Linked DNA regions of Mus musculus: all the other regions are linked to region 1. A link is a loop called in an ENCODE intact Hi-C map of the cell type or tissue named here. Cell type or tissue: heart. All regions are shown on one strand. Each heading gives the region's core, and the rest is flanking DNA. Links, peaks and the distances in the headings are about the cores only. Region 1 holds the start of Gm4924. Region 2 holds the start of Zfp938 (zinc finger protein 938). Region 3 overlaps Ankrd24 (ankyrin repeat domain 24).

Region 1 (7,293 bases), core at 1,505-6,504:
TGTGTTTTCAGAGCCTCCATCATGAAGACTTCTTTATATAGATATGTGATATGGTAAGGGGAGAGGGTTCCATATGTGGCTACGTTGAATCAAGCCAGTGACCAGTCACCTTTGTACCTCTACTGGGCAGTTTGGTAAAGGATCAGGCTTGGAGCTAAGCCAACTCAGTGCTTGTATTTGTATGGTCCACTGCCACAGGCCAAGCAAGAAGAACAACGAATGGTTTTGGAACTCATGTAGCCCACAGGTTAGCACTGCTACAGTGGATTTGTCTTAAAGAGGCATAGCCCTGAGGACTACCTTTTCTGAGGACTTCATGCTGTTATGGAGTTTTGCTCTGCTTGTTGCCTTCATATCCCCCTTAATCTAAGAATTGTACAAAAACTCGAAGGGGGCTTCCAGACCCTCACTGGGCAGTATCACTGGCACTCACAATAATGGTGTGCATTGCTGCTGGGGGCAGATTAATGATTCAATCACCACCCCAGGAAAGAACTTAGAGATGTAGGTTGTCGACAATGAGTACTACCCCTAGAAAATATTTTGAAAAGTATAATTGCTAGTGAAGCTAGATTAAGATGTTTTTTGCTACTGGTAAAACTTTGTGACTGTAGAAAATCTTAGGGAGCAATTTGAGACTCAGAAAGGCACATACTTATTACTTAAGGAAGGGAATTTTTAAGGTTAGGGAACAACAACATTAACAGCACTGGCTGACTTGACTCTCACTGAGGCTGAACTGGTGATAATGGATTTCCTATGCCCACTTTTGCCCTCAGCTTCCTGATATGGTTTAATCAAAATTGCTGATGAGTAGATGTGTATTCTGACGATTTAAAGTAGCGATGACTGACTTTTTATATAAAAGTTTAGATTCGTCATTCTTTTGAGATTCTTATAAGATTACTTTTAAAGATAAATAATAAAATAATGAATCTTTTCTTTGTAACCACAAATTGCTGCCTGTCAATCTGAGAAACTTGCTGAGAAAGCTCCCTTGCTTGCCCACATTTTGTTAATCTATAACATGCTGCTTAGTTAAGAATGTACGTGGGTTCTTGGGAATAATTTGTTTTCTTTACTTGTATTATATGATGTTATATCTTTTACAGGTATTAGGGAACATATTGGTTTTTTTTTAATAGTCACTACTCACTAGAAGGAAAATAGAATGCGATTACATTGTCACTTTATACTGCTTGAAAAAATTTGCTGGTATATATAAGCTATGAGAGAAACAATAAACTTGTTGGAACTTTGTCCATCCATCAAATGTATATGTATGTGTTAAAGCCTGGGTAAAATGTCAAGACCTAGGCAGCTGTTACCTGGGTAGCCTATCATTATAAGGAAACTTTCTCATGTGTTTCTTATGTTACTAGGAAACTTTTTGCTGCCAAGATTGATTCCATATTTTGTTATATTTTTGCCCTTGGAAACCAATCACATTAAAAGTCAATACAACTGTTTTGTAGAGTTACCCACAATAAGCTTGGAGCCGGCACGATCACCCAGAAGCACTTCTTGCAATTGTGTATAAGCTTTTCTTGTGTTTGCCTTTATAAACTGCCCCTGGTTTGCAAGTTAAGACATAAGTGTTAGACAAGTCCCATCCTGGTAGACAAGTTAACACATGAATATTAGATAAGGCAATTCCCCCACTACAGTTGAATATCCCAACCAATGGGAGCAGGATAGATACACAACAAAGACAAGTTGCTAAGGAACTCTCTTATCCCTAAATTCTGATTGGTGAAATAACTTGGCATAAATATTTGTAGATTTTGGGCTTGAACACCCTGTAGGATCTTAACTCAGGGTCATTGTTCAGCCCCCAAATCTGGACCATGGCCCTGGAGCACATTCTCAGTCACCTGTCCTGAGCCGGGCGAGGTGGCCACGCCTCTAATCCCAGCACTCGGGAGGCAGAGGCTGCGGGTTTCTGAGTTCGAGGCCAACCTCGTCTACAGAGTGAGTTCCAAGACAGCCTGGGCTGCACAGAGAGACCCTGTCTCGAAAAAAAACCAAGAAAAAAAAAAAAGACCTGTCCTGGTCTGACTGAAATTAGTGTCTGTGTGGTTTGTGAGGCAATTCCTGCACCCCAACAGTATGTATATGTGTAAAACTTGTGTGGGTGTGTGTTGGAACTTGCTCCATCCACCAACTGTATGTATATGTGTATATTTGTGTGAAATGCTTGGAGCCTGCTTGCTGGAGCTTTGCTTCATCCATTCATTGGGTGACTATGTCTGTCTGTCTGTATGTCTATATGCATGTATTTATATGTATGAAAGTTATTGGAGTCTGACTTTTGCTACATCCACTCAGTGTGTGTGTGTGTGTGTGTGTGTGTGTGTGTGTGTGTGTATGACTTTCTCTCTCTTTACTTTCTACTGGTCCCTAATTAGTTAAAAGAGTTCAGAGTAATTTGCCGGCCACAGGGTGTGCCAGCTGCAGTGACTCAAGCTTTGCTCTCTCAGAGAAAGTCAGCTGAGTAATTTCTCTAATCTCTGCCTGCCATAGGCAGCAGCCAGCATCAGTCCAGATAGTGACCAGAACCCTGTCAGCCCTTGGTGCTAAGCTGTCAGCTGTTCTCAGTACTAATCCCAATTGCCAACAGCAACCTCACTGCCTGCCTTGGTTTACCCTGTAGTGTTAAAGACCAGCTGAAAACTTTGAGCATTCCACTCACTGTATTCTCAAAAAGAGCAAGGGTCAATATAAAGTTTTTTTTGGTGGCGATCGTCATAGCTATCATCATGTTCACAAGTAAAATGGTGTAAATAAACATAAGCTTATGCTTTGAAGTTGTGAGATGCTTAGTGTGCTGGAACGTGAAGATAAGGACCCTGGCACGGTCATCTTGGAAGGGAGGCCAACATTGCTAAATTAAATTTTCTGCTGTCTAGTTCTTCATGTATAAATAGTTTATCAGAGCTGTATATGTTAATAAATGTGCTTAACATGAGCCATCAGGTTATGCTAGACATATTGAGCTTAACCCTTCTATCCCTGTCTTCTCACCCCAGGTCCTTACACTGGTCACTCCATTTTGGGGGCAGGAGTGGCTAATTGTTGGTATTTGGTGTCATAGACCAAGCTGCTTTTGTGTGTGTGTGTGTGTGTGTGTGTGTGTTTCTTTGACTGTCCTGAGACTCTCCGTAGATTGGGTTTAAACTTTTGATGTCTTGTTTTCACCTCCCAAATGCTGGCATGATAAGCCTCTGTTACAACAGAAAGCTGGGGAAACGTTAATAATGTCTTGGCTACCAATATGCAGGGGAGAGAGGTGTGATCAATCCTAGGTGTGCCTTAGTGAAGTTGCTGATGCCTGATGAATAGCAAATTTTATATCCGATATTAAATTTGATCTAGGTGGGCTAGGCATCCTTAGCTGTGAGGCATGTGGATCACTCCACTGCACATTGTTTAATAATCCTTGTATTGTATCCTAGAGATCCTATGCCTACAAGGAGAAGTGCCTACTGAGTGCAGGAAAAAATGCAAGGGACAAGTTCTACTGCAATGCAAGTCTCTGCAGGTCTGGGAAAACTCTGTGCTTAAGATGGAAGCTGGAGCACATCACATACTTTCCTCCCTCCCCCCTCCCTCCCTCCCTCCCCCTCTCCTTCCCTCCTTCCTTCTTTCCTTTCCTCCTTTCTTCCCTTCTTCTTTCCCTCCTTTCTTTTTTTTAATGTGGCTATGATTTTTGAAAATTATTATTCATTTTGTCAATAAGGGTGTTTTACCTGCATGTATGTCTGTGCACCACCTGTGCATTTGGTGTCTTTGGAGACCAGAAAAGGACATCAGATCACCTGGCATTGGAGTTAAAAATGGCCGTGAGAATCTCTGTGGGTGTGGAAATCAAACCTGGGTTCTTTGAGAGAGCAGCCAGTGCTCTAAATTGCTGGGCCATCTCTCCAGCTCCATCTAGAAGGTCAGTTTAGAAAGGGCTTTCATAGATGATCCTTGTGATGGGGTCATGTGAACCACTGGGCTGTTAGACTTAAGAGAATTGTGTCGCTAAGGTAGCTGCTCCTGTCACTCAGCTCTCACCATCCAATCAGGACCTCCAGAAGGACCGTCACTTAGAATGGGGAGGGCACTTCCGGTCTGCCATGCTGGAGGCTAGGATACAGTGCTGAGAAAGGGGCTCCTGGTATTGCGTGGTACACTGCTACCCACTGGCGGGAGCTGAAAAGAGAGTGGGGAGAGCTCGGAATCTGCGCCATGGTGAGAGGGGCCGCCATCCCCATACGGGGAGGAGTCGCGGGAGCCCGCATGGCGTTCGTTCCGGGGTTCGCGAACCGGCAGCGAGTCGGTGCCCCCGTGAGGTCCCGTGAGTTCCGTGGGGTCCCTGCACCTCCCAGGCAAGAGCAGATCCCTGAATGACTTCGATCAGCTGCCTGCGCCTGCGCAAAGAATGGGGAACGGCGCCTTTGTGTGAAAACATCCTTGTTGACGTCACCGTGCAGCCAGTGCCTCTGCTGCTTTTATTATTGCAAGGGAAGGTAGATTTGCTAACAGGCAGAGCCCTAGTTCATCTAGCATCTTCTAGAAGTTCTGCACTTGGCACTTGACATTCGGGTGTAGGATCTGTCTGCAGTTAACTCTGCGCCGGTGTAAAGTCTGTGCTATTAACACATTCATGTAGATGGTTCACAGTAGTCCAGTCACGTGTTTTAGTAAGGCCAGACACACTGGGTTTCCTGGTTTCATGTGTCAACATTGATTATGTGTTAATTGTGTAGTTTGTTTTTTTCCCCCCTTAGTTTATTCTCATGTTCTGTCTCTTTATTCTTTCCCAGACATCTTTTGTTTGTTTGTTTGTTTGTTTGGTAGGTTTGTGTGTGTGTTATTGTTGTGGGTTGATTGATTTGCTTTGCTTTTTTTGAAACAAGAATTTCTCAGTGTGGACTAGGATGGCCTGGAACTCACAGAAATCCACTTGCCTTTCCTTCCCTAGGGTTAGGATTAAAGGTATGGACCACTACTGCATAGTTGTATTCAAAAATTTAAGTCAGAGGATGTTACAGTATTTAATATTCATTCTTGCCTTGATCATCTTTCACTCACGATTACCTTTTCTCATCAGTTTTTTGTTGTTGGAGCATAAATTGTTAGGCTTTTTATTGGACTTTTGCTGCCTCTGTAGCTCAAATTCTGTATTGTTGTAACATGATAGAGACATACTATCCAAGATGGCAGGACACCACATGGTAGCTTTCTACTCAAAGTTAGTTCAGCTCCCAGTTAAGGTGCGCCCATCCCAGTTTATCCCTGAGCCTTTTGCAAAAGGAGCTTTTAAGCACAAAAACCATGTTCTGGATTGACAAACTTCAGTTAAGAAGAACAGTCAGTCAGAAGTGGAACTAGAGAAGCCATGAACCAGGTTAGTTAATGAAGACATCCTGTAACTACGGACATCGATGGATTAGGCCTTTGCTTTTATGGTGGTAGGTGGCGCTGTCCATACTGAGTTTACAGCCTGAATGATACTGCCATCATGGAATCAGTTGTGCTAAGGTCTGGGGCTGTGTGTTACATTCCCCACTGGCCTTAGTGAATGAGTCAAATAATGGATTCATTCAATTTTAGTTTAAGATGCAGGGCCCCACTGTTAATCCAATCAGACTGAAAATTTTCAGTCAGTGCTGAAAGCAGGTTAGTTAGCTAGGGGACCAAGAGTACAGAGACTAGTATCAATTGTTTCCCTAAACATGGGAAGGTATTTTAAATTACTCCTGATCAATTAGCAAAGAAACAACAGGCTTTTTTTTTTTCCCCAAAGCAAGACATATTTTCTATTATCTTGTGAGAAGTAAATCTTCTCAATTTTGTAGGTTCATTTTTATAAGGGAATCTAACTTGTTTTAATTGAGAAGCAAACTTTTAATACCATTTGGTCCTGATCTTATACTTAGTTTGGAAAGCGTCAGAAGAGGCACATCTAGTCAATCCATTAGTACATGCCCACAAAGTACTCTCGGAGCTCGGTATGATCGTTATCCAGATGAATTCATCTATAGAGTAGAACATTAATATGGGCTGGCCCTAGTCACCATTGAATTTTGTCAGCCAATGAGCTGTTAGTCTGGCTAGTTCCTATCCACATGTAGTGTGACAGGGATCCGGTGTGTGAGCATAACCAACAGTCTTGACTGAATGCTGCCTGCAAATGTTTAACTCTGTCCCAGGGGATCCTTCCTGTGGCATAGAATCCCGCTCTACACTTTTTCCTATTTCCCCAGGGCCAGAATCTCTTTAAAGGAAGTTTTCTGAAAGCCCCAGTTTTAGAACCTCTCCCTCCCCCTTTTAATGGAAACTCCCTTCTTTTTGGCAACTAGGGGGCTCAGCTGCAGGGCATGCATAGAATTATAAACTCTTATGTCCCTATGTCAAAAGACAAACCTCCATATCTTTCCTTTCTATAATACAACTATGCATTTAAAGTGGGCATCAGCGAGCAAAGGTCAAAATGAATATTAGTTGCTGGTCTGTAGGTACATTAGGTAATACCTTCCCTGTATCTGTCTTAGTTCCCAGGTTGGGGAACTAAGCCTAAGGGGTTGGACCTGAGTTGGGGTTGGACCATGACTCTTATATTCGTATCAAACATAAGACTTGGGTAAAGGTGGAGGGGCAAGGAGAGGAAGGGAATGGAGAACAGATGAAACTTTAATTTTAATGGGTCCACACTCAAGAGACAGTCATTTGGCAGCAGTTGTGGCATCCAGATTTTGGTCTGGGTGTGGTGGATCCATGATGTAATACCAGCTACCTTCACGGCCACCTCTTAGGGTTCACCCAGGTTAGTTCCAGTGTCCCTTTGGCTGTTCACTTGACTCAGTATCATTGGACTGCAACAAGGGCAAACTGCTGGTGGATACGGAGGTCGGCTGTTTCTCTCAGGTAGTCCAGTAGTCTTTATGGAGGACTGGAGTGCCTGCAGTGATTGAGAAAGAACGGTTGGGAGAGTTCTGCCACCTGCAGTCTCTGAGCGTGTAAAAGAATGTAGAATGGTTTATGAACAAAATCTCATAGTGGAGTACATCCCCCACTACACGGGGTGCAGCTGACTAAAGCAAAGGAAGGAGGCCTGTCCATTCTTTGGTAGACTCTAATGAGAGTTTTGTTACAGGTTTTTCGTTTTGTTTTTTTGTTTTGTTTTGTTTTTTTGGTTTTTAGTGTCCTGTTTATTCTTTTTACCTGGCCAGAACACTGAGGTCTATATGCAGAATGAAGTTTCAATCTGTGTCTAAAGCTTTAGCTATTAGTTGAGAGATTTTG
Region 2 (7,293 bases), core at 1,188-6,187, 110 kb before region 1:
AAGGGAGGGAGAACCTGTCAAGACCATATCCAGAGGTTAGACATGCACCCCTTCCTCCCTTCCCCCCTTCCGGTTGAGGGATGGGGCCACCCATCTATCTCCAAAATTTTAGCCCAGAATTGCTCCTGTCTAAAGAAAGTACAAGGACAAAGAGTGGAACAAAGACTGAAGGAAAGGCCATCCAGAGACTGCCCCACCTGGGGATTGATCCCACATGCAGATGTCAAACCCAGACACTATTGCTGATGTCAAGAAGTGTTTGCTGACAGGAGCCTGATATAGCTGTCACCTGAGAGGCTCTGCCAGGTCCTGACCAATACAGATGCGGATGCCAGGCTGAGCACAGGGACCCCAATGGAGGAGTTAGGGGAAAGACTGATTTATCTGGCATCAATAGGAGGGGAGGCTTTTGGTCCTGTGAAGGCTTGATGCCCCAGTGTAGAGGAATGCTAGCGTGGTGAGGCAGGAGTCGGTGGGTGGGTGAGCACCCTCATAGAAGCAGGGTAAGGCAGGGTGGGATGGGGGTTTGCGGAGGGGAAACTGAAAGGGGATAACATTTGAAATGTAAACAAATAATATTTCAAATTTTAAAAAATATCTAAAGCTTTAGACATATATAGCAAACTTCATTATGCATACAGACCTGAGTTTCTGGCCAAGTGAAAAGAATAAACAGGACATTAAAAAAATAAAAACAACAACAACAACAAACAAAAAACCTTTTAAATAAATTCTCATTAGAATCAACCAAAAAAATGTCTATGGCTCCCTCCTTTGCTTTTCTTTGGCCAGCTTCACCCCATATGGGGGAAGGTATACTGCACTGTGCTCTTTGACAGGCTTAGAGACTACATTTGGCAGAATTCTCCAACCATTCCTTTTTCAAGTGACTAAGTGCAGTCTTGAGAGAACCAGCCAACCTTCAAGTCCACCACCAGTATGCCCTTGTTCTAGTCTAATAATACTGTTTGTGAGTATCTGAAGGGACAGTTCAGCCTGGAAGAACCCTAAAAGGTGTTCACTCTGTGGAAGTGAAGGTGGCTGGCATTACACCATGGATCGATCCACTATAGCCAGATCAAAAAGTAAATGCCATAAATACTGCCAAATATCTATATCTGGACTATGGACCAATTCAAATTAATGTTTCATTGGTTTTCCAGGTCCTTCCACTCCTTTCCTCTCTACCTCCACCTGAGTCTTATATGGTATGAATAAAGGGTCATGGTACAACCCCCACTGGACTCAGGCCTGGGTCTGGAAACTAAGAAAAACATATACAGGGGAGATATTAGCTAATGTAACTACAAACCAGGAACCCATATTCATGTTGACCTTTGCTCACTGATGTCCAGTTTAAATGTCAGGTTGTATTACAGAAAGGAAAGATGGGGTTTACCTATACAGATAGAAATACAGACTTTACAGTTCTACACATGCCCTGCAGCTGAGGCCCCTGGTTGCCAGAAAGAAGAAAGTTTCCATTACAGAAATAGTGTTTCTAAGACTGTGGATTCCAGAAAAATTCCCTTAAAAGGATTCTGGCCTTGGGCAAACAGGAAAAACCCAGAGAATCAGGCTCTATTCCACAGGGAGGGACTCTGGGGATGGAGTTAAACATTCCCAGGCAGAATTCAGCCAAGATTGCTGCTTTTCCTTAGACACATGGCCTCTCTGTACTACATATGTATAGGAGCATACTAGGCTTTCAGCCCACTGACTAACAAAACTCACAGTAACAACCCATATTATTAGTGTTCTGCTTTGTAAGTTAATTCATCTGGATATCCAACAGTATTGCTGAGCCTTCTAAACTACTTTGTGGGCATATACTAATGGCTTGACTAAATATATCTCTTTTGATCCTTTACAAACTAAGTACACAGGTTGATCAAGAGCTAATGCTATTAAAATGTTTCTATTAAAACAACAGTTAGAGTCCCTTACAGAAATGATCCTACAAAATTGAAAAGGCTTCAACTTACTTCTTCTGACAGAAAAGAAATTATGTCTGGCTTTGGGGAAAAACCCCTATTGTTTCTATGCTATTTAACCAGAACTAATTTAAGAATTACTGCCATGGTTAGGGATAAAATTGATACTTGTCTCCATTTTCTTGGTCCTCTGGCTAACTACTCTGCTTTTGGCACTGACTGAGCCTTTAATTTTCATTCTGATTGGATTAACAGTGGGGTCCTACATCTTAAACTAAAATAGGATGAAATCATGATTTGACACATTCACTAAGACCAGTGGGGAATGTAACAAGGGCCCTGACTCTATGATGACAGTACCATTCAAGCTGTAACTTCAACACAGAGACAGTACCATCTGCCAACAAAAAAACACAAAGGCCTAGTCCATCAAAGTCCAAAGTTATGGGATAGTCTCTACATGTACTACCTTACTCATGTTGTCAACATGGTTTTTTGTGCTTAAAAGCTCCTCATGAAAAAGGCTCAGGGGTATACTGGGATGGACTTGCCTTAGCAGGGAGCTGAGCTAAACCTTGACTAGAAAGTAATTATGTGGTTTCCTGCCATCTTGGCTCTTATATCACTATCATATGGATTTTAAGCTATGGATCCATAGACCCAATGAAAAGTCTAACAATTTAAGCTATCAACAACAGAAAGCAGATGAGAAACAGTATTCAGTACTCATGAATGAAAATTGGTTAACAAAAGATTGAATATATACAGTACACACAGTGACATTCTCTGACTTCAATTGTCAAATACAACTGCAATAAGGGCTATATTGTAGCTAAGCAGTGGTGGCCCACACCTTTAATCCCAGCCCTTGGGAAGGAGAGGCACATTTGTACTTCTGTGAGTTCCAGGCCAGCCTAGTCTACACAGAGAAATCCTGCTTCAAAACAAAACAAAACAAAACACAAACAAAACCCCCATACACAAGCAACCAACCAAACCAAGCAAACAATCTAATAAAAAACAACTTCCTGGGGAAGAATAGAAAGATCGACAAAATATGAGAAGGAAAAAACCCACACCATTAAAATTGTGTCAATTTTGACAACTTAGGCAGGGGAACACAGTGAGTCTGGCCTTACTAACACACGTGACTGGACCACCGTGGCATCCACATGCGAATGTGTTAATGACACAGACCTTACACTGCGCACAGTTAACTGCGATGGATGCTACACCCGAATGTCACGTGCCTGGTGCAGAACTTTAGAGGGCACAGAGAAACTAGAGCTCTGCCTGTCAGAAAATCTGCCTTTCCTGGAGACGGTAAAAGCAAGTGAGGCGCTCACTGCATGGTGACGTCAGCATCAGGGATGTTTTCCCACAAGGGCTCCGAGCTCCCCATAGTCGGAGCAGGGGGTGGAACTCAAGGAGGTCATTCAGGGAGGTGCAGGGAACTCAAGTGAACAAACAGAGAAACACCTGACGCTGATTCCCCGCAGCCCCTGGACAAACACCACAGGGGCCCCGCGGATCCGCCCCGCATTTGGACAGCGATCCAGCTCACCATGGCGCAGGCTGCAAACTCGCACAACTCTCCTCCCAGCTCCCGGCAACAGATCACATCAAAGCACACGGAATCACAGCCGACTTCCACAGAGCCTCAGCCAAGACTGCAGTATGGCGGACCGGAAGTGCTCTCCCCATTCTAACTGCTCGGTCCATCTGGAGTCCCTGATTGGCTAGTGAGGCTTGAGTGACAGGAACAGCTCCCACAGTGACAGATTGCACTGATGTTTCCAGCCCTGGCTTCCACCTCAGGCACAGAACTGCCCCAGACCTGAGGAGTTTGGCACTGCAGTAGAACTTGAGCCTGAACTGCAAAGTTGTCCCCACATTTTTCCTACACTCAGTAGACACTCTTCCTTCGAGTAGGCACAGGAGAGGGTCTCTAGCTTGCAATGACCATTAAACAATGTACAGGGGGTGAACCCACTGCTTCACAGCTATATGGGCGCCCAGCCCGTCCAAGTCGAACTTAAACTACCTAATTGATACGCACCATTCAGGCATTAGCAATTACAGTAATGTTGCTCACATTTCTCTCCACTGCACATTAGTAGCCAAAAGATTAACTTTCCCAGCCTTTTGTGGTGACACTGGCCTATCATGTCAGCATTTGGGAGGTGAAAGCTGGATATAAAAACATTTACGTCTGGTCTACAGAGTGAGTTTCAGAACAGTCAGGAAAAACCAAAACAAGCAAACAAATAAAATGCAAGAAACTTGATTTATGGCACCAAATGCAAACAATTAGGCTTCCCAAACAGGAGGTGACCAGGGTCAGATGATAGATATAGACAGTTTGAGATTAGCATGTCTTGCATAACACAATGGCTCATGTTAACCGAGTTTGTTAAGATGTACTGCTCAGGCAGATTATTTGTACATTATCTCCAAGGCATTTCTTTTACATTAAGCAACTAACTCTACTCTGAGTTGGCAAAGAAAAGAAAATCAAGGAAGACAGAAAGCAAAGACATTTGTGATGAAAGGAGTAAGAATCATGAAAAGAGGACCTGTCCAGTAACACCCTTTGCAGGATGTGTCAAGGTCTGTCTTTCTGTACAGACTTTGCCTCAGGCCTGCTCAGGCTGTGCTTACACAGAATCCAGACTGGAGACTGGAATTATTTACTGTGTGCTCTTCTTACCTATAAGGATCTGGGACCTAGAAGGCTGGTCATCACACATCTGGGCAGTGACTCCCATTGGGACTAAGGTGCTAGATGTCATGTATGTGTCCACAACATTGCTGTTCTGTACCTATGACACTTGCTTATGCTACTGGGATGACCACACAGGTTCTGGGTAAATGACAACCACACATGAAAAACCCCCTACTCTGGTGTGTGTGTGTGTGTGTGTGTGTGTGTGTGTGTGTGTGCATGGTACAGGCCACAAGGCCCTTGCCTGCATGCCTTCCATCTGACAGACCTTACTCTTGGTGGTGGATTTCACCACCAAGCATCATTATCATGCTGTCTTACAACCTCCGTATTCTGGACTTTTAAAATTCAGTGCAGGCCACCACTTCCTGAGGGTTATTCAGGTAAGCCACTCAGGGACATATCTTGCCTAGCAGGTGAAGTTTACATTGCTCCTCTCTCCATCACTGCTGTGCATCTAGATCTGTTCCTTTGACATCTCGGAACAGAAAGCGGTAGAAGGAAGTGTTTTTTAAGACATCATTGTACATATATGGCTGCTTTCCTACGTTTATACCTGTCCTCAACATCTGTGAAGTGTCCTTCGAGATTAGAAGAGGCTTGTTGGATTCCCTGGAAGTATAAGCATTTGATAGCCACCATGTATGTTCTGGGAATTGAATCTTAATCCTTTGGGAAAAAAACAACTAGTGCTTTTGACTGCTGTCCAGTCCAGGTAGAAGTAAGACTTCAAACCAGCCTACAATGAAACCTTTTCTCCTAACTTTGACTACAAAGTGGCTCCTGGGAATAAAAATACAATATTAGATAACTAAATAAAGGGCAGGAGAGATAAGATCATTGGGTTTAGAACACTGGCTGTTCTTTCAGGGGATCAAATATCAATGGCTTGAAACCACATTGTAGCTCAATGCAATCTGTAATTGCCATCTCAGAGGACCAGAGACTCTCTTGTAGCTTCTTCAGGGCGTTGCATGCATGTGGTCCACCACATACATGTAGTAAAAATACCTATAAATATAAATAAAAATTGAGATTCTAAGAAAAGTAGATAATTTACATCATGAACTGGACACTCTGGTGTCCTTAACCAAAAGTGGCCATAAGTGAAACCTGAACTGTGATGGTGGTGTCAAGATGTCTGTACTCACTATCTTGACAGATGGAAGGCATGCAGGCAAGCACCCTATCATGAGAAGCTATTTAAACTTAAAGTCTGTATGATGCTAGGGTTAGATTTGTGTTTGGAAAACTATAGCCCTATAGAATTGATTGGAGAGTATCAAAAGTGAGGTCAGATTCTAGGTAAAATGATTAAGACAGATCTTAGTTATTGACATGGGAAAAATCTACCAGAAGTGAACTTAGCATGGATGTATAGGGGTGAATGACTAGGATAATTAGGGCGCTAAGGGCCTGCGGAACCCAATAGAATCAGAAAACTGAAAATGTGTAGTTAAAGGATGATGAGCTTGGTGTCCTCAGACTGAATCTTAATCCTCACATTCCTGATGGCTGGGGATTCTGACTTTGTTTGAACCCTAATATACACATCATGGAAAGAGATAGCCAACTCCTACAAGTTGTTATCTGGTCCCACGTGGGGAGCATGACATGGACATGACCCTCCCCATACAAGCTAGCAAACAAATAAATATAATTTAAACATTAAAATATATCTACATTCATGTAAGGAAAGCTACCCATCCCTTCAAAGTTGGCAAGGATCCCGCCTCAGTTTTCTTCCTCAGTGCTGAAATCAAAGATGTGTTCTAATTCTCCTCAATCCTTGTCTTACAATTCAGTTTGGTGACCATTTATCTCAGTTCAAGGCACCCAATTCTGAAATATGGATACCATCCAAATAAACTCAGTTGATCTGTTCCTTATGTGATATTGAAGATTAGAACACTCCTACTAAAAACTACTATCTACTTGTATCTGTTTACATTGCTATAGGTAGTATAACTGCATCTCTTTATCTAGTGAAATACTGTTTAGATATACTTGGAATTTTGGTAATTCAAATCAATGAAATATTACAAAATATTATATGACAAAGCATTTCAATATTAGTTTTGAAGCTGAATAATAATATTTGAGAACTCAGAAGGACATTGAGCCTAGCATTTCAGTGTCATTGGTACAAGCTAGTATTTCAACATACTGATTTATTTATTTATTATGAAATAAGGTGTCATGCATGAATTTCAAGCTGACTTCAAACTCTCTATGTAGTCAAAGATGTCCACAAACAAATAAATGGTTTTGGTTAGGTGGTTGGTAGTGTGTTGTGTTGTGTTGCATTTTGTTTCTCATGAGGACAAGTTCTCTTGCTGTACTGCATGCTAGCAGATAATTTGCTGTCCCCTTGGCTTAGCTTCTCTAGTGCTAGGATTACAGCTGTTTACTCAGTGTATGCTACTTTAAGAGCTTGATACAATTCTAAGGAAGCTCTGGACCTAATGAGCTTCAAACTCAGCTTTAATCCCTTTTTCACAAAATGTAGACTTTTATGTTAAGAGAACAAAAGATCTGTGTATGAAAAAAATGAAGCCACCAAGTCCTGAAAGTGTAAGGAAAATTATTTCCTAGCTAATGAAGTCTGCATTGCTGCTAACATAAATTCTGTGA
Region 3 (7,293 bases), core at 798-5,797, 710 kb before region 1:
CAATGTACCTAAGCGCCCTGGGTGAAAGAACAGAATGGGGTCTGACAGTGTGAAGGATCGGTCAGAGTGGCACATAGTAGGTGCTCAGTGTACATGGAAAAAAGCCATGGCTACCAGACACTAGGTGGTAGGTGGCTGTCCAGTCCCAACCACTTCTACCTGCAGCCCCTGGAGGCGGAGGCCAGCTCAGTGCACAGCCTGGAGAGACAGGTAGGTGAGGAGGGCACAGCCAGTGTTTGGGAGGGTCCAGTGTCCTGAAGTCCTCAAGTGCTGACCTAGGCCTCTGTAGGTGCAGGAGCTGCAACAGATGCTGGCGGAGAAGCAGGAGGAGAAGGAGAGCCTGGGCCGGGAGGTGGAGAGCCTGCAGAGCCGTCTGTCCCTGCTGGAGGTGGGTGGGGCTTGGGAGTGCAGAGCCACAGAAGGAAGGTCCCTAGGGATTAGGGCGTTGCCTTAGGGGCAGGGCAAGAGGCTGGGTGGGGTGGAGCTTGGAATGGCCAAAGAGATGTAAGGAAAAGCAGGGAGTGAATGTGGAAAGAGGCTTTCATCAAAGTGTGTCCTGCCAGTGTTGGGAGGGGTAAGGGGTGGGGTCCCAGCATGGGTGAGGAGTGTGGTAGAGTGTGGCCAACTCTGACATGCCAGAACTTCACCTATGCACCATGGTGCATCCATAATGTCCCAGCCACACATGACTTCCATAAAAATCACACACTTATCAAGACTTCTGCAAACACACGCACCCATGCAAAGATTCTAGCCCCTCTGACACACACATCACAATCACACGTGCCCCAAACATATAAATATACCAGTCACACACAGGCCACAGCCCTCACACAGACACAGACACCCACACACTGCTCAGAGTGTGCAATTAGAGTTGGTGATATAGACCAGTCAATAAAGAGGTTGCTGCCAACCCTACTGACCTGAGTCCACTCCCCACATGACAGAAGGAGAGAACCAATTCTTCTGACTGCTGACTTGTACTGTGGCGTGTGTGCACATCCTGCAGGCACACACAGAATAAGTGTGATAAAATGTCCCTCCAAGCACACCATGGCACAGACATACACAGAGATGAGCATGTATTTGGGGATGTGCTGGGATTCAAGCCCAGAGCCAGACTCTGGCCAGAACATCCCTCAGTGATGAGTGCTTGCCTAGCATGTGTGAAGGCCCTGGTCCATACCTGCATCTCACTAGAAGGTGGAAGGGCCATTTGGGTGCTCAGCAGACACAGACACAGCCAGTTTGGAGCTGACCCCCAATCCCGCTGTTGTGTGGATATATGGACATTGTCAGTTTGGGAGGACCTAAAGTCTCTTGTCAGTAAGGAGCAGGGTCTGAAGGTCTACTTTGTGCTGGACTCCTAGAATGAGAGAGAAAACACAAGCTATGATGTAGCTACCCTGCAGGATGAGGAGGGTGAGATGCCTGACTTCCCAGGTGAGATCTGCCCCTCCACACACACACACACACCCTCCCTGCTGCCTACCCGGGATTCTGAGGGGTGGATGGCCATGTGGACACAAAACCACGACCATGGCCTTCCATGGAGGAGGCACATGATGCCAGAAGGGCACAGACACTATGATCCCCACCTGCCTGAGGCAATGCACCTCCCCACTGAGCAGTTCCTGACTGTCCCTCATGGCATGTGTCCCCAGCCTGACTCTGTGCTGTTCTCAACCTTGTCAGGAGCTGATGCACTGATGCCAAAGAACCAGAGTCCATCAGCAGAGGAAATAGTTGCTTCCCTACAGGAGCAGGTGGCTCAGCTCACCAGGCAGAACCAGGAGCTGCTGGAAAAGGTCCAGGTGGGGAAACTGAGGCAGTGGACATCTCTGCAGACCTCGGGGTGGGCAGGGAACATGGTGAGCCCACCTCTTAGCCTGCCTGCCTCCCCACCCCCAGATCCTTGAGGAGTTTGAAAAGGATGAGGCGCAGATGGCAGAAGAAAGTCAGGCCGAGGTCGTCCCCCTGGTCTTGTATGAATCCTTACGGGCAGAGCTTGAGCAGCTTCGGAGGCAATACACAGAGGCCATGCATTCGCAGCAGCAGCAGCAGGAGGGGGAGCCACCCAGGGCTCAAGAAGGAGAAGAGACAGCATACCAGGAAATCAAGGATAAGGGAATCACTATCCAGAATGGACCCAGCGTCCCAGACCTCAACGGCACCACATATGCAGAAACCAAAGCAAATGGAATGGAACTCCAAGCAGGAGGCTCCAAGGGTGTCTGGAATACTGAAGCAGGGGTTTCAGAAGCAGCACCCATAGAACCCGAGGCTGCAGGTTCAGAGGCCACGGGGAAAGACAGACTGGCAGCCAAGGAAATGGACACTAGTGCTACTATGGCTGAGGCCCTAAATGTGAAAGCTCTAGGTGACAATGCCGAAAGTGAGCCAGTGGCTGCCGAAGATACAGGAGGAAAAGAGAATCCAGGAATGAAAGCTGATGAGGTGGATGTGTTGGCACAGGCAGGGCTCACAGGTACAGTGATTAGAAACATGGAGGCCATCGGAGTGCGGGATACAGGAATTCAGGCCACAGGATTAGAGGCTAAGGCAGTGAAGACCACTGGAGTGCAGGCCACAGTGGCGGAGGTCATAGGAGTGAAGGTCACAGGAGTGCAGACCACAGCGATAGAAGCTATAGGAGTCAAGGACACCACCCAGGTGGCCACAGGAGCGCAGGCCGATTGCTGGCAGGCCACGGAGGCAGACTGCACCGGAGCGCAGGACACAGCTATGGAGCCCACGGGGGCACAGGCCACTGTGACAGAGACTACGGAAGCCGAGACCAGCGGCACGGAGGACCCTTGCGCTGCGATCCTGCACCCGGGGGCGGCGGCGGCGGCGCTGCAGGCCGAGCTGGAGACCCGGATCCGCGGTCTGGAGGAGGCGCTACGCAGAAGGGAGCGGGAGGCTGCGGCCGAGTTAGAGGCTGCTCGGGGCCGTTTTGCAGAGGCTGAGGAGGCGGCGCGGGGGCGGAGCCGCGAGCTAGAGGCGCTTCGGGAATTGCTGGCCACGGCCACGGCTACCGGCGAGCGCGCACGCACAGAGGCCGCCGAGTTGCGCCAAGCGCTAGCTGCCTCCGAGGCTCGGGTCGCCGAACTCAGCTCTACCGTGGACGCCGCTCGCGAGGAGCTGGAGCGCATGCGCGGGGCCTCGGTTCCTGCGGACGAGCACGAGCACGCGCTGAGCGCCCTGCGCGACCACGTGACCCGGCTGCAGGCGCAGCTGGCGGACCTGGCGCGCAGGCACGAGAAGACTAGCGCAGAGGTCTTCCAGGTGAGCGCCTGCGCCAGGCTGTCCTTTCAGAGGATTTCCGCGTGGGCCTGGGCGTCTGCGTGAATGTCTATCACATATACGCAGTACTCCGGAGGCCAGAAGAGGGCGTCCGATTTACTGGATGTTGGAGTTACAGACATGAGCCACCGCGTGGGTGTTGGGAACTGAACCCTGGTCTTCTGCAAGAGCAGTGATCTAACCCCCTTTGCTATTTCTCCAGCCCATAGTATTTCTATTTAGTTTTAATTTATTATTTTCTATGTGGTGCACACACATGGCATGGTGGGAAAGTCAGATGGCAGCCTGTGGGACACAGTCCTCTCTTTCTCATGTGGATCCTGAGCACCAACCAAGGCTATTAGGCTTAGCTGCAAGCACCTTTACCCTGAGCCATTCCCGAGCCCCCTGGTCTGTGTGTGTGTGTGTGTGTGTGTGTGTGTGTGTGTGTGTGTGTGTTTTGTTTTGTTTTTATAGCAGAGACTTGTGTGGTTGAGGCTGATTTTGAAAGCCTGATCCTTTAGCGTCTACCTCCCAATTAGAGGGATGATAGGTGTAGCATCAGTAGGACCTGTTTACACAGAGGTGCATGTTGGGCCAGCTCTCTACCCACTGAGTCCCATCTGAGTTGAAAATTTTGTTTTTGCCAACTATATTGTGTGCCCATAGCTTCACAGTGAGGCCCTGTCTCAACAAAACAAAACAAAAAAAGCGAACAAACTTCCTTAGAAGGGATTGTGTGTGTGTGTGAGACAGTTTTCGTTCTTGCTTTGGCCTTGAAGTCACAGTGTAGCTTTGGAACTCCTGATCCTCCTGCCTCAGCTTCCCGAGTATCTGGGTCACAGGCTTGCACCACAAATGAGGCCACCAGGGCACAAAGAGGCCTAACCAGCTGTCCAGGGACAAACAGCCAGTAGCCAGTGGCTCTTGGCAGGACCGGGATGTTACCAGGGTCGGGTGGGAATCAGAACCTTCCTTGAGGTGGAATGGTATCAGTTCAGCATGGAAGGGTGGGAAGAGCCGAAGGATCCAAGCCACTTTGGGGTCTAAATGTCCCGAGAGTCACGCATGGGCTTGGGCCACAGGTGCAGCGTGAGGCATTGTTTATGAAGAGCGAGAGGCACGCAGCCGAGGCCCAGCTGGCCACGGCCGAGCAGCAGCTCCGGGGGCTTCGTACAGAGGCCGAGAGGGCGCGCCAGGCCCAGAGCCGTGCCCAGGAGGCCCTGGACAAAGCCAAGGAGAAGGACAAGAAGGTGGGTTCCCTCCTTGCTCACTGTTGGTGTCCACTAACCCGAGATTACACAAAACTGAAGAACCTCCCAGCCAGCAAGGGCTTGAGAATTTAGCCCATTTCTCACATGTGAAACTGAGTCCCAGAGAAGGAAGAAAGTCTCAGCAGATTCACTTTTGGTGTTGATATGCAATGGTAACCATGGTAACAGATATCCAGCCTGTAACGTGTTCTCTAATTATCCCCATTTGAAGTAATATGCACAGAGAGGTGATACCACTCCGACAAGGTTACATGGCCACGAAATGGGTCATAAGCTGGGATTTGAACCCATTTACATATTTAAAAATGTTTAAAATGACACATATTTATTTATGTTGGACTTGGAGCATGCATGTGTGGTCAGAGGACAACTTGCCTGAATCCATATTGTGCAAGCATGTGGGTCCCAGGGATTAAACTCAGGTAGAGAGACAGGCTTGGCAGCACGTGTCTTTACCCCTGAGCTGTATCATTGGCCCCCAATTGTATCTTTTTGTGTATGCCCCTTGTGTGCATGTGCATGCGTGGAAGTCACAGGTCAATGTTGGGCATCCCATAAAATGAGATAAAAATCCTAAGTTGGCTTTATGGGTTGCTGGGTCTGGCCAGGCAGCCCCAGGCCCTGTTTTTTTTTCCAAGGTGTGCCAACACAGGCCTTAAGATAAGGGGATGCAGGGTGTTTTCTATGAAGAACCAAACCAAAACAAAAAACTGTATTTATTGACCTGGAGGCTCCATAATGTCTGGTCCCTGTTTGCTGTGAACAGACATGGCTGTGTAACAATAAAACTTTATTAATAAGTGTCATATGTGATTTGGAATCCCTTCAGTGGTCACAAAATAGATCTTTCTTTGGATTTCTTTTTCTCCAGATATTTAAAAATATGAGGAACATTTTAAGCCCTGGGCTGTATAAATACAGAGTTTTTTGGAATGTTCTCACAGCATTCGGAATTCTCCTCAAATGAGGGGATTCCTGGACTGTGTTCTGGCAAGCACCAGTGTGGTCAGAGGCTGAGTCAGCTCAGCTCCTGGCTCGAATCAGTGACCCTGTGCCAGGCTGCCCAGGAAAGGTGCCAGAGGTTCCTGGTCCCTGCCTGGCTCGGCATGTTCACTCACAGGGTCCCCTCCCTTTTGCCAGATCACAGACCTGTCCAAAGAAGTCTTTACACTGAAGGAGGCTCTGAAGGTGCAGCAGTCCACCCCAGCCAGCTCCAAGGAGGAGGAGGCTCTGCGCGGCCAGGTGACAGCCCTGCAGCAGCAGATACAGGTACTGGCTCTGTATATGGGGCAGGGGTGATGGGAGCCATAGACAGAGCAATCGGGGTAGAGGTGGGGGTGGCTGGCAGGGTACAGGCTGGGCAGGGGACCTCAGACACTTCCCGAGGCAGTCACTAGCAGCCACTGGACATGGGGTTTTGACTCTGTGGGCGTGTCTCCCTCTAGATGGGCTTCCCTCCCTTTCCATTCCAAGCCCCCTTCTCTCCTTCCCTTCCCTCCTGTTCCCTTCCTCCTTCTCCACCTCTCTTTTGTGGCAGGGTCTCAGGTAGACCAGGCTGACCTCAAATTCACAATGTACACAAGGATGACCTTGTACCTCTGATATCCCCATCTCCCGTGTGTCCACAGGAGGAGGCCCGGGAGCATGGCGCTGTGGTGGCTTTATACCGCACCCATCTCCTGTATGCCATTCAGGTGAGTCCTCTGCCTCCTGACTCCAGTCCAGCTTTATTGATCCCCTGACACTACCTGGGCCTCGGTTTCTCCTTCTGTTCAGAGCCAGCCTCATGGTTTCTGGGAACATCCCTGTGCACTGACTTATTTCTTGGGGGCATTGATACCCTGGGTTTGAATAGACAGATTTGCAAGGGAAAGGGTAGCATCTACCAGAAGCATCAGGGTGTGACTCTGCCTCTGTCATCTCCCACCTCACCAGGGACAGATGGATGAGGATGTACAGTGCATTTTGAGCCAGATTCTGCAGATGCAGCGGCTTCAGGCTCAGGGTCGCTGAGGACACAGCTCAACTGTTCAGTCTCCATCCTTCACCTCTACAAGCAGAAGCCACAGACACCATCTTCCCCAGCTCCCAGGGGATGAACAAGATTCAACACTCAATGGGAGACCAGCCTGGGGCCTTATCGATGGTGGCCAGCTGACCACCCCACACTCCCTATAGTCTGTTCCTCTGATTCCCAGCACTCCCCATTTGATATATTGGGAACCCTGATATGCCACCTACATCACAACCCCCACTCAGGAGGACAAGCTTGGTGTGTGTATGTGTGTGTGTAAAAGGGCGGGGGGTGGGGTGGGGCAGGAATACCCAGTGTGACACACTGGGTAAGGGCAGCTATGGGGCAGGGGACTCAGGACACAGTTTGATCTTCTGGTTCCATAACACGACTATGGCAATAAATGTAAGTGCAATGTAATATTTAAAGAAACCAAGTCGCAAGAGTTGTGTCTCTCTCGGGTGGAAATACACCTAGGAAGGGGTGGGAGTGTGGTCAGCAGTGGAACCCTGTGACCACTCTAGAGGTGGTGGGGTCTGGGATGATGGAGTTGATAATCGAGGCAGACTAAAATCTCATGCAATAGGCATCTTTATTCAAAGTCTCAGACAGTGTATGCTCTCAGGTTTACGAAAGGTTGCATGAGGACAGGCAGGGCTACAACGAAACCCAACCTTGGAAAAACTGAGACAGAGAGAGAGAGAGGGAGAGGGAGAG

Evidence for each region. Hi-C counts contacts between places; a loop is a spot of excess contacts. Peaks named below come from ENCODE experiments on the same cell type or tissue, not always from the same donor. Only the 100,000 strongest peaks of a DNase experiment are listed, where the experiment ranks them.
Region 2: it touches region 1 in a loop (4-fold over the local background); 5 of 42 quality-filtered maps call a loop at or near these places.
Region 3: a loop joins it to region 1, with 8 times the contacts of the local background. A loop is called at or near these places in 2 of 42 quality-filtered maps.

What each region holds. Positions count from the first base shown.
Region 1 is chr10:82,350,146-82,357,438 of GRCm38, forward strand. Gm4924 reads left to right here and starts at 4,380. Exons shown (of 4, transcript XM_017314182.1): 1 at 4,380-4,514. The coding sequence starts at 4,392. In heart, for the core only: no CTCF peak of the experiment used is centred there; DNase peaks (open chromatin) are centred at 4,106 and 4,386; H3K4me3 peaks cover 1,332 bases; H3K27ac peaks cover 1,161 bases.
Region 2 is chr10:82,237,673-82,244,965 of GRCm38, forward strand. Zfp938 (zinc finger protein 938) reads right to left here and starts at 3,603. Exons shown (of 4, transcript NM_001105557.2): 1 at 3,499-3,603. The coding sequence starts at 3,501. In heart, for the core only: no CTCF peak of the experiment used is centred there; a DNase peak (open chromatin) is centred at 3,669; H3K4me3 peaks cover 1,412 bases; H3K27ac peaks cover 989 bases.
Region 3 is chr10:81,640,603-81,647,895 of GRCm38, forward strand. Ankrd24 (ankyrin repeat domain 24) reads left to right here. Exons shown (of 20, transcript NM_001374016.1): 13 at 166-210; 14 at 290-388; 15 at 1,374-1,446; 16 at 1,699-1,817; 17 at 1,915-3,291; 18 at 5,703-5,831; 19 at 6,191-6,256; 20 at 6,498-7,008. The coding sequence ends at 6,575. Among named protein-coding and RNA genes, the nearest start is that of Gm10778, 4.8 kb to the right of the region's middle. In heart, for the core only: a CTCF peak has its summit at 3,389 (motif pointing right); DNase peaks (open chromatin) are centred at 1,969 and 3,149; H3K4me3 peaks cover 2,279 bases; H3K27ac peaks cover 1,919 bases.